2 separate regions of the Homo sapiens genome follow, and region 2 is linked to region 1. Evidence: chromatin loops called from intact Hi-C (ENCODE). Cell type or tissue: heart right ventricle. All regions are shown on one strand. Each heading gives the region's core, and the rest is flanking DNA. Links, peaks and the distances in the headings are about the cores only.

Evidence for each region. Hi-C counts contacts between places; a loop is a spot of excess contacts. Peaks named below come from ENCODE experiments on the same cell type or tissue, not always from the same donor. Only the 100,000 strongest peaks of a DNase experiment are listed, where the experiment ranks them.
Region 2: it touches region 1 in a loop (2.0-fold over the local background); 12 of 110 quality-filtered maps call a loop at or near these places.

What each region holds. Positions count from the first base shown.
Region 1 is chr5:72,139,483-72,144,867 of GRCh38, forward strand. The region is part of intron 2 of MAP1B (microtubule associated protein 1B); the gene reads left to right. Among named protein-coding and RNA genes, the nearest start is that of MIR4803, 27 kb to the right of the region's middle. In heart right ventricle, for the core only: no CTCF peak of the experiment used is centred there; a DNase peak (open chromatin) is centred at 2,474; H3K27ac peaks cover 3,119 bases.
Region 2 is chr5:72,278,347-72,283,731 of GRCh38, forward strand. All of the region lies in intron 4 of MRPS27 (mitochondrial ribosomal protein S27), which reads right to left. LOC107986422 (a long non-coding RNA gene) reads right to left here. Exons shown (of 2, transcript XR_001742742.2): 2 at 2,504-5,312. Among named protein-coding and RNA genes, the nearest start is that of MRPS27, 39 kb to the right of the region's middle. In heart right ventricle, for the core only: a CTCF peak has its summit at 2,543 (motif pointing left); no DNase peak of the experiment used is centred there; H3K27ac peaks cover 3,431 bases.

The DNA.
Region 1 (5,385 bases), core at 163-5,162:
CCCTGCAAGGTAAGATGTAAGTCTCCGGGGTGTCTGGCCAATGCTGAAGCAGATTGAGGCTCCTTTTGGGCCAACCCTTGGATCAGAGGTGTCCGAAGTCATCTTGGTTCAGTCGTTTTTTAATAATAAGTTGCCGTGACATAAGTTATTGGAAAGGACCACAGTTGAGGGTAAGAAAGGCAGTTTGATTCTCTTGTGGAGGTTATAAAATGAAAGCAGAGATCTGTCCCTGAATATGAGGAAACCTCGTATATAGTTTAACAATGTATTTTTTTCTTACATAAAAATCTAAGTTTGAAATTACCATCAGACTAAATTTCATCCCATCTGTGGTAGAGATGGTTTTAAAATTGAGACTTTAGAGGCAGCAGATCTTTATCCTGTACACCTGATACATAAGAAAAGCCCAGTTCAGAGGACTTTAGTTTTTAACCTTAAAGACAAACATATTCAGACATATATTGTATAAGGATGTATTACAAACTTTTTTTTTTTTTGAGACAGGGTCTTGTTCTGTCACCCAGGCTGGAGTGCAGTGGCGCGGTCTCAGCTCACTGCAACCTCCGCCTCCAGAGGCTCAAACAGTCCTCCTGCCTCAGCCTCCCAAGTAGCTAGGACTACAGGTGCATGCCACCATGCCCAGCTAATTTTTGTATTTTTTGTAGAGACGAGGTTTTCCCATGTTGCCCAGGCTGGTCTTGAACTCCTGGGCTCAAGCAATCTGCCCTCCTCAGCCTCCCAAAGTGCTGGGATTATAGGCAAGAGCCACAGGACCTGTCCTACAAACTTCTTTTACCTTAACCATGGTATAGAAAATACAGGCTGATCCATGCATACATCTAAAATTGAAACAAAAGTTTAACAAAACAATGCCTATCCTTATTATCTGCAATGCATTATGACATTTTCTAGTCTGTTTTATTCTATACTATTAAGAAACACTGGCTTTGACCATTTCATGCTACAGTAAAGTATTGCAGCCTTCATTTGAAGAACACTGGTATAGAGGTTTTTGAAGAGGTGCGCATAAGGGAGAGAAAAACAGCTGCATGTCCTGACAACTATTAAGTATCACTCATAAATTTATTTTCAGCAACATGGGAAAGGAAAATAGATCCTTTCTTTATTAAGTTAATTGTGACAGAAACTGGGACAAAAATAACGTGGGAGGAACATGTTAAAAGAGGAGATTTACACATATCCAGTGTTTTCCAGCAAGAAGAATGCATCTGAAAGAGGTAAAACTGTGATTATCGAAGCAATCCTATTACACCTATGCAGATGAATGAAATCACCAACTTTAGGCAACATGAAAAAATAAAAGGGCCAAGATCAAAGTGGACCTGGTATTATTTCTAGCGTCCATCTTGGATTTTTCTTTTTTTGTCTGAATCCCCATCTCAGGGTATGAGTCGTTATGAATCAAAGGATCACCGCCCAATAAAACCATTCTAGACAGAAACCTTTTGGGGTTGGGGGTGCACCATTCTCCTCTTCTACAGCTTCCAGACCACTCATTGCCCATGGATACCCACCAGCCTCCCACGTTCACACGACTCCATCTGCTTTTTTTGGTGTCTGTGTCTTCTGGAGCATTGACCAGGCCAGTATAGGGTACCGTTCCCTGCACCCAGAGTTTCACTCCCACCTCAAACTCTTTTACCTCCTGGGGTACATGTCCACGCTTTACTCCTCTCCTGCCCTCCAGCTTCTTTCTTTCTTTCCTCCCATTTCTCCTCTCTTCCCCTCCCTTTTGCCTTTGCTCTGCAGAGACACTGGTGCCGTGACACACATCTGAGCATGGCTGGTGGGGCTGACCAGTGGTCACCAGTGCAGGATTTAAGTGGTTGGAGCTTAATAGTAGCTACAAGTCTTTAATTTCTTCAGCAGGTTTTTAATGGCCTTTGATGCACGTTAGAAAAGACATGGAAAGTCCTGAATTCAGAGCCTTCATGCTGGGTATTGTATAGTCAGACCAGCCCTGTCTCTGGACTGAATGGGTCTCTTGAAATCATAAATGCATTGCTTAGGGATCAGTAGCCTCGGAGTGACCTTTCTCACTCATGGCTTTCCTGAGGCTCAGAAAGGCCAGGCCTTGTCCTGGGTGAGCCAGCCTCTCAGTACCCTGATGGCATGACTCAGAAAGCTGGACAATGCCCTAGAATGACTTTCTCCATTAAGCCCAAGAAATATTGCATAGAATCAGTCTGTCTGGAAATTCCTTATATGGAGAGGTTCTGAGACGATTGTATGTTTGGTTTGCAAGAGGATCATGGTTTAAAAAAAGAAAAAAAAGCCTAAGGCAGTGATATCATATTACTTACAGGCTTGGTTAAAAAAGATAGAGAAAATACTCCTTCAAACGTTTCCACCCTAATTCTGGATTACACTGGGGACGACAGCAAATCCCATTCCACTGGTTCTGGCTGACCTTCCCTGCATCTTGGAGCAAGGAACTCTCACTGTCTGCCTGTTTCTCCCAGCACAGCACTGCAGAGAGGCCCAGAGGCTATAAAGCCCTGCCACGTGTTTCTCCAAATGGGTGGTTTTTATTATTTCTGGAATGCAGTCCCCAGCCCCAAATCCTAATATGCTGACAAGGCAAAAGCAAAAGAGACCTGTGGAACCCCACCCAGTGACAGTTTGGTGTCCCTCCCCATCTGGGCTTGGTGCCCACCCTGTGACCCTCACTCTTCCTACTTCCCCCAAGGTGGCTGGGAGTGGAAGGCGAATTGGAGCACATTCAAAGCCAGAGTGGAAGGGAGTGATTTAAGATCTTCCTGTGAGATGGAGTCCTGGGCGGTCGCTTATTGTGCAGACTGGATTGTGCTATGGGATCTGCTCTGCCTGTGGAGGGGGACTGTGTTTCTACATCCACCTCATTTCATCAGGCAAGGAGGAGGGGCAGGTAGTCTGCAAAATTCCGCTATGTGGTTTAACACAGTGAAGACCTGAAACCTCCTTGATCACCAGGAAAGAGATGGGGAAACTGTACCTAGGCGTTTCTAAGCCAGGAGACCGGAGCTCGCTGAGGAATAATTATGTGGAAACAAATGTAAAGTTAAACCTTAAAAAGACAATTTAAAATATATTTACATAAAGTTATATACTTCTCATTTTAAAAGATGATTTAAGGAGATTTGGGCCTAAGTAAGGAGACATGAAATAAAAGAAAAAAGGGATTTTTTTTCAGGAAAAAAAGTGCTCCCCAAGTAGAACAAGAAAAATTCTCCAGCATAAGTTTCAATTAAAAAAAAAAAAAGTAAATTGACTCTAGCACATGGTATGGGGCTAAATAATAGAGTGGAGCAGAACTGTTATGGGTCATTTTTATATAGGCCGTAGTGCGTAAACATTTTCGACTGTGTTTTTTATTCTATTTCTTAATAGATGAGGGGTGGCATTGAGGCATAGAGTTTTTAAGTGATTTGAAGTCAAGATATAATCATTCTTGGCCCAGCTTCATAGTTCATTCTCCAAAAATAAGATTTTCTAGTTGTTGTGTGAAATCCATAGTGAAAAGTCTGATTGCATAGGTGTCCATATGCTGGAGTTCTAATCATAGATTCTTCTGTTGTGTTCTCTTGTGTGTGTGTGAGTGTGTGCGTGAGTGTGTGCAGTTGCTATAGAAAGACAAATACCAACTAAGTGTAGAAACATCTTTGCACGTATCATAGAGAAGCTGTATAATTTTATCAGGATTCCCAGAGAAGAAAATGTGAAATGTTAGTCCCAATAATTTAGTAACAAAAGAATACACTGCCGTGTTGAGATGCCAAATAGAAAAGATAATATTTAGTGCAATCCAAGTGGCAAACAAATACATTTCCTTTTTAGGGCTATGGGGTGAGGCAGTACAGTGAGGCCTTGTTTAAGTACCCTCAACAGAATCCAGCCTTTTAAAAACCAATTCAAGGTCATCATTATGAACGTCATCCACAATTGAATTATGTCTTTATATTTGCAGTGTCTTCTTGGAGAGGACGTATCGGTTTGCCACCAGACAGAATGATGCCAGCTCTGGTTTTTTAATTCATATGTCTTTTAAAAAACATATCTGTCTTGGTATCCTCCCTCGATATCACACTGCCAGTAGTTTTTTTCTAAACTACCTTCAGTGTGCTTGTTTCTAAGTACTCTTCTATGTTAGTTCCCCAGGGCTGCCATAACAAAGTATCATCAACTGGGTGGCGTAAGTAACAGAAATGTATTGTCTCACATTCCAAGAGGCCGAAGGCTGGTTCCTTCTGGGGGTACTGAGGGAGAATCTGTTCCATACCTTTCTCCTCATTTCTAGTGATTTCTGCCATCCTCCCTCCTTAGCCTCCCAAGTAGCTAGAACCACAGGTGTGCACCATCATGCCCAGCTAATTTATTTATTTTTTTTGTAAAGACAAGGTCTTGTTTTGTTGCCTAGGTAGGTCTTGAACTCCTAGGCTCAATACTTGGCGTACTTGGCTTGTAGATGTATCATTCCATTATCTACCTCCAGTGTCACGTGGCGTGTTCTCCCTGTTTGTCTCTGTGTTTTCTCTTCTTATTCAGTCATTGAATAAGATTCCCACCCTAATCCAGTGTGACCTCATTTTAACTAATGACTTCTATAAAGACCCTTTTTCCAAATGAGGTCACATTCTGAGGTTTCCACGTGGACATTTGTGGGGAATACTGTTCAATCTAGTACACCTTCCTTCTATGTTGTTGTTCTGAATCTGCTGTGGATTGGAAAATCTAGTCACTAAGCTTGTTAGACCTCCTCTCTAAAGAAGAAAAAGAGAGAGAGAGACTTGATCCCGAATCTTCCCTAAGGAGTCTTCCGTCGTATAAAGTCTTTGAGCTGTAAGTGCTTTGACTTAGTGGTATCTATTTTGCCTGCTCAGAGGCTTTCCCTCGCTCTACCTTTTAATGTTTTTTTACTGAATTCAAAGCTAAATTTTAAGTTTTCTTTTCAGAGACAGGATGGTGCAGGGATGCGATCATGGCTCACTGCAGCCTTGAACTCCTGGGCTCAAGAGATCCTCCCTCCTTAGCCTACAAAGTAGCTAGGACCACAGGTGTCCACCATCACGCCCAGCTAATTTTTTAATTTTTTTGTAGAGACGAGGTCTTGCTATGTTTCCCAGGCCGGTCTTGAACTCCTAGCCTCAAGCGATCCCCCCACCTCAGCTTCCCAAAAGTACTAGGATTACAGGCATGAGCCACCATGCCAGGCCCACGCTGAATTTCTCACAGCTGATGCTGCTGGATAAAGAACTTCTGACACATGAAGTGTTACGCTTGGGTCTTTTAAACAGTTTTTTAGAGTGTTGGGGAGAAAATTAGCTAAGTAATGCTTCTGAGAGGTAGTCTAGGCCATGACTAGAAAGGCATGAGAAGAGGCTGCGT
Region 2 (5,385 bases), core at 141-5,140, 140 kb after region 1:
GCAGGAGAATGGTGTGAACCCAGGAGGCGGAGATTGCAGTGAGCCGAGATCGCGCCACTGCACTCCAGCCTGGGTGACAGAGCGACTCTCCATCTCAAAAAAAAAAAAAAAAAAAAAATTTAAAGTCTGTCATACTTGAGATTTTCTTTTTAAGCCAATAAAGCATTATAGATACAGTTGATGCTCCCTCATGTATATTTCCGGATCCTACTCCAACCCCATCCTGCTTCTTCATAGGTAGATAATACCTTGAATTTGTTGTTTACCATTTTTGGGCATGTTTTTTATACCCTTCACTTTATAACATGTATCCATGTAAGTGATGATATTGCTTTGCATATTTTCAAACTACATAAATGGTATCATATTATATGTACGATATTTCACCTTTTTTTTACTCATTATGTTTTGAGATAATCACCCTGATATATATGTGTATGTGTGTATAGATATGTATGCATCTATAGATAGCTTTGGCTTATTCTTTCTCACTGTTGTATGGTATTCCATTGTAAAAAAAAGTCTATCACATTTTTCTTCTTTTTCTATTGGAGGATATTTAAGTTGCTTCCAGTTTTTCATATTATGAACAATGTTAAAATGAACAGTCTTATAACTTAATCCTTATACAAGCCAGAGTTCCTTTAAGGTATATACCCCAGAGCAGAAGGCTGAGTAGAAGATGACCATGCCCATCCTCTTTTACTTCATATTGCCAAACTACTCTTCAAGGTGACTATATAATTTTAAACTCCCACTAGTAGTGAATCAGACTTCCTGTTGCTCCTCTTTGTCACAATTATTATGGAAGTCTTATTTTTGCATCTAATAAATGTGAAAATGTATCATTTTAATCTGTAATTTATCTGATTATTGAGAGTGAGCATCTATTCATATGTTAAATATGTTAACTGCCAATATGGTTTTTTATTCTGTGAACTGCTGGTTCATATTCTCTATCCACTTTTCTAAAATTCTTATCTTATTGGCCTATGGATATAATCTAGATACTAATCTTTGTTAGCTACATGCATTGCAAATCTTCCCTGGTCTTTTAATTTTGTTACTGGTGGTAACAAAATTTTTGTAGAATAGAACTTTAAAATTTTAATGCATTAAACCTTATCAGAGCAGGTGCAGTGGCTCACGCCTATAATCCTAGCCATTTAGGAGGCGAAGATGGGAGGATTGCTTGAGGACAGGAGTTTGAGACCAGCCTGAGCAACACAGCGAGACCCTGTCTCTTAAAAAACACACAACAAGCATTAAATAACAACAACAACAAAAACCATTCTGAATCATGGAAGACAACAAAACAAAACAAAACAAAATAAAACAAAAACAAAACCCCAAAAACAATTATCACTTAGTAATAAAACAAAACAAAAAAATTTATCAATCTTTTGTTATGTTTTTTGTGTCTTGTTCAAAAAAAAACAAATCCTTCAGTGTCCCCAGTGTTATACTACTATTAATATTCTCCTATATTTCCTTCTAAAAGTTTTGCTTTTTCCATTTCGGTTTTTAATCTACCTAAAAAAAATGTGTGTGAGTATGTTCATATATTTTGAAGTAAGAATGAAGAATTTTCCCATATAATTGTTAGATTATCGATTGTCTAAGTAGCATTTATTAACTAATCCATTCTTCGCCCTTTGATGTAAAAAATATCTCAGGTTTCCAGATATGTAGATACATTTCTGGGTTCTCTCTATTCTGCTCCACTAGTCTATTTGTCTACATCTAAGCCATTATCTTCATTTGTATTTTTTGTAGCTTTCTAATAAGTCTTGTTGTCTATCTTGTGGACCAATCATTTTATGTTAGTCTTCTTAAAACTGTCTTAGCTATTCTTGGTTTTATTCTTTCACTTGAATTTCAGGGTCATCTTCTCAGGTTCCCCAAAAATTTCTGCTGAGATTTTGGTTGGAATTGCACTGAATTTATAGATGAAATGTGACACTTACTGTTTAATAGTTTAAAACAAATAAAATGGAAAGATATACTTAAAAGACTGGCAAGAAACACACTAAAAACAAGTGATTTTTCCTTTATAAGTATTTTTTTTAAAAAAAGAATATGTAATTACTTTTTCCATAAACAAGAAATGATTTTAAAAATATGAAAAAAATGTATATTTCATTCTAACCTGCAAGGCTGCACAGCAGCCCAGTTTTCTATATAAGAATCAGCTCTACAAATAGAAACTCTTGCACAGCTTCTAAAAAAACCAATAAAATAAAAGTGGGGAATGCTGACAACATTAAACAACTTTAGCCATTCTGAGCTGCTCTTGTGCATGCCAGATATCAAAACTAAAATCTCTGGAAGCAGTTCCACAATTTCTATTTCAATTGCTTACATGCTCCCAGCCCACAGAACAGACCTCTCTTTTTGTGTCTAATCTGTATTTTGATTATTGATTCAATAACATCTTATCAGAGATCAGTTATGGTGCAGTTTTTTCCTAACTGGGAATCATTTTCTTGAGGCTTCTTCTCCCTTCTTCACAGATAGTAAGCAGATCTGTTGCCCCCTTCTGGTTTGTGGCTGTAAGCTTAGCAATACGGGTACACGTATGACAGATTTGATTTGCTGTCTTTTAGGGTCAGGAAGCTTCCCCCAAAATGTGATATCCTTTCTAAATGTGTGTTGAACTACTAGTGTTCCTAAGCATCTACTTCTCCACATTCCTGAGCCTTGATGGCCCTTACACCTTGATGCCCTTGGGGCAGGGGTGGTGCGGATGGTTAGGGAAACCTAAACCAGAAATCAAATACATTTTCCCATAAGAGAGAAGTATGGGAAATAAATACTCCTTGCTTCTCCCGATGTTACAATCTAGTATAGTCAACATTAAAGCTAAATTTTATTGAGCACTGACCTTCTTTGTCCCAAGACTGTTCTAAGGGCATTATAACGTTATCAATTTCTTGGAGTCTCATAAATACCCTAAAGCACAGGCACTATTTTAACACTCATTTTATGAGGGAGGAAATGGATGGCACATTCGACATTCAAATCCAGGCACTCTGGCTCAAGTCCATACTCTTGTCTACTATACTATACTGTGTCTCAGGTAAAGAGAAAGAAAGAAATATTTTTGACAGAAGACAAAACAAAATAAGTAAGCACCCCTGAATAGGTAAAACAAAATTTTATAGATGGGTCAGAGAGATCACATTCAACCGTGAAAATCAGGGTAAGTTTATGAGTGTAGCAGAATTTGGGACAGGCCTTAAAACACAGGCTGTATTCTGTTAGAAAGAGACAGTGGGGAGGGAAGAGCATAGGCAAGATATGAAAGTAGAAGGCACATTCAGAGAACAGTAGTCCATTCCAACTGGAGTCTGAAAGCACTGTGTAAGTGTGTAAGTCTGTTATTACCTGCTATTATTCAGCAAATGGAGGACTATACTAATCTATACGTATGAGATGCACAAAGTTCTCACTTGAACACATAATTTCAGTGTTTGACTTATCAAAACTCTGCCAAGATTTTTACCAATGAAGACTAATGATTGAGTTTCACCTCTTGGTAGTGTCCATCACTGAACTATGTAACAGCCAGTGCATAATGAATACACTGTTCATGTGCTGTAATGATCTGGTGTTGGAAGACCTAGTTTTAAGTCCCAGCTTTGCCTATTACTAGGTATAAAATGGTGATACTATTTGTCTTAAAATCAGCATTGCTATTAAAAAAACAGAATAGACCTCAAAATGTAAAATCTGCCTGTTCAAAACAAACATACCTGGAAATCTATCATGAAAATGAAAGCAGCCTAGACCACTAAACAGAATTCACATCAAATACTTCTAGCTCCTCAGATGTCCTCTTGCCTAGACACACAGCATCTGGAAATACTCAGGAATTTATTTGCCTTTGGCCTCAAAAACCATGATGCAATCAACTGAAACTTCTGTTCCCATAAATCTCTCCTTGAAGCTTCTGTTTATCTACTCAGCTCTCCCTTAAATATTATACCAGTTTCTGAAACGATCTCTTAATTATTTTCAAATCAAACTGCGTTACACTTAAAACCCTACTGAAGTAGGGTTTATATAATAAATATAAAACTATATTTTAGTTATGCCTTTCTCATTGCCCTGTAGCTATAATTCCTGGTACCTTAATTTGACTTTACAATTATAAAAATAGGCAGGAGAAATATTTTTCAATAAAAGGGGTTTATACTGTAGAAAAAAAAGAACTTGGATACATATTCTTATGTGAAATTTTAGGAGTTTAAGGTTTAATTTACAAATGGTTCTGTAGCTATTAGAACAGATTTACTTTAGCCTTCTCCTTTTAAATCTCATGTATATACAAGGCATCAAAAACATGTGGTTTGTGGGCCTTGCAGGAAAAAGGCAAGTACATATGTATAAAAATTAGTTACCTAGAGGATAAATAAGAGTGGATACCCAACTTCTCATACCACAAAATTTACTAAATATATTCACAAACAAGATAGTAAATGAAGTCTGTCACCTAAATCCAGAAGAGAATAAGAGATCTTCTACCCTTTCTGTTGTTTACTTTTACATCTATTAGTTTTTCTCTTGATATTCATAGTTAAGGCGGCTGGAACTTCAATTTTAAAGTGAATAAAATTCTGCGTGAGAAACTAAACAAAAAGCCAGAGCTACATGCTTTCAAAGTCTGAGGCATCTGGTGATAAAATCTTATCAGTGACATTAAGAAACATTATGTTTTAGCTATGGGAAGTGCCTTGGGAGGCATCCAAGATGATCTGCTCATCTAGAAAGCTGATGTCCAGAGAGTTCACTAACTAGTTCAAAGCTACAGATCAAAGTGGGGACTAAACTGGTCCTAAGACCCCAGTCACCTCTTTCTTCCCATCCTGACTCCTTCAGGGTCTTTTTAGTACCTCCCCCACAAGATAATACATTTTCATTGTTGAATTTCTTTTTATGTTAATTTTTTTCTAGGTTTAATTAATTCTATGTCACACTGTTAGGAGGTTTCAAAATGTTCATTGAGTCTGTATCTTTTGGTATATTACTGAAACTGCTTAGGAAAAAAAACTGACACAAAGAGATACACTGGGCTAGCTGATGAGCTTCTGAACTTGAAGTCAGGCCTCATCCACAGCTGGAGCTTGGACTTGTCACATGGCTCCAAGGGACTCACTTAGTCTATCCAGGTTGCAATTTCAGATTCCGGAAGTTGGCAGGACTTCAGAGGTCATCTGGTCTAAAATTTTCCAACTAGTGCCAATACACCAGGAAGACCCAATGGGTATGTTTTGGCAATTGTTCTTTCTCCAAAGGTCTGTGGCCAGTTCCTGTCAAACAGTCCAAGTATGGTCAAGTAGGCAAGATATGATCCAGCAAGCTTAGAAAGAAATGTGTACGTAC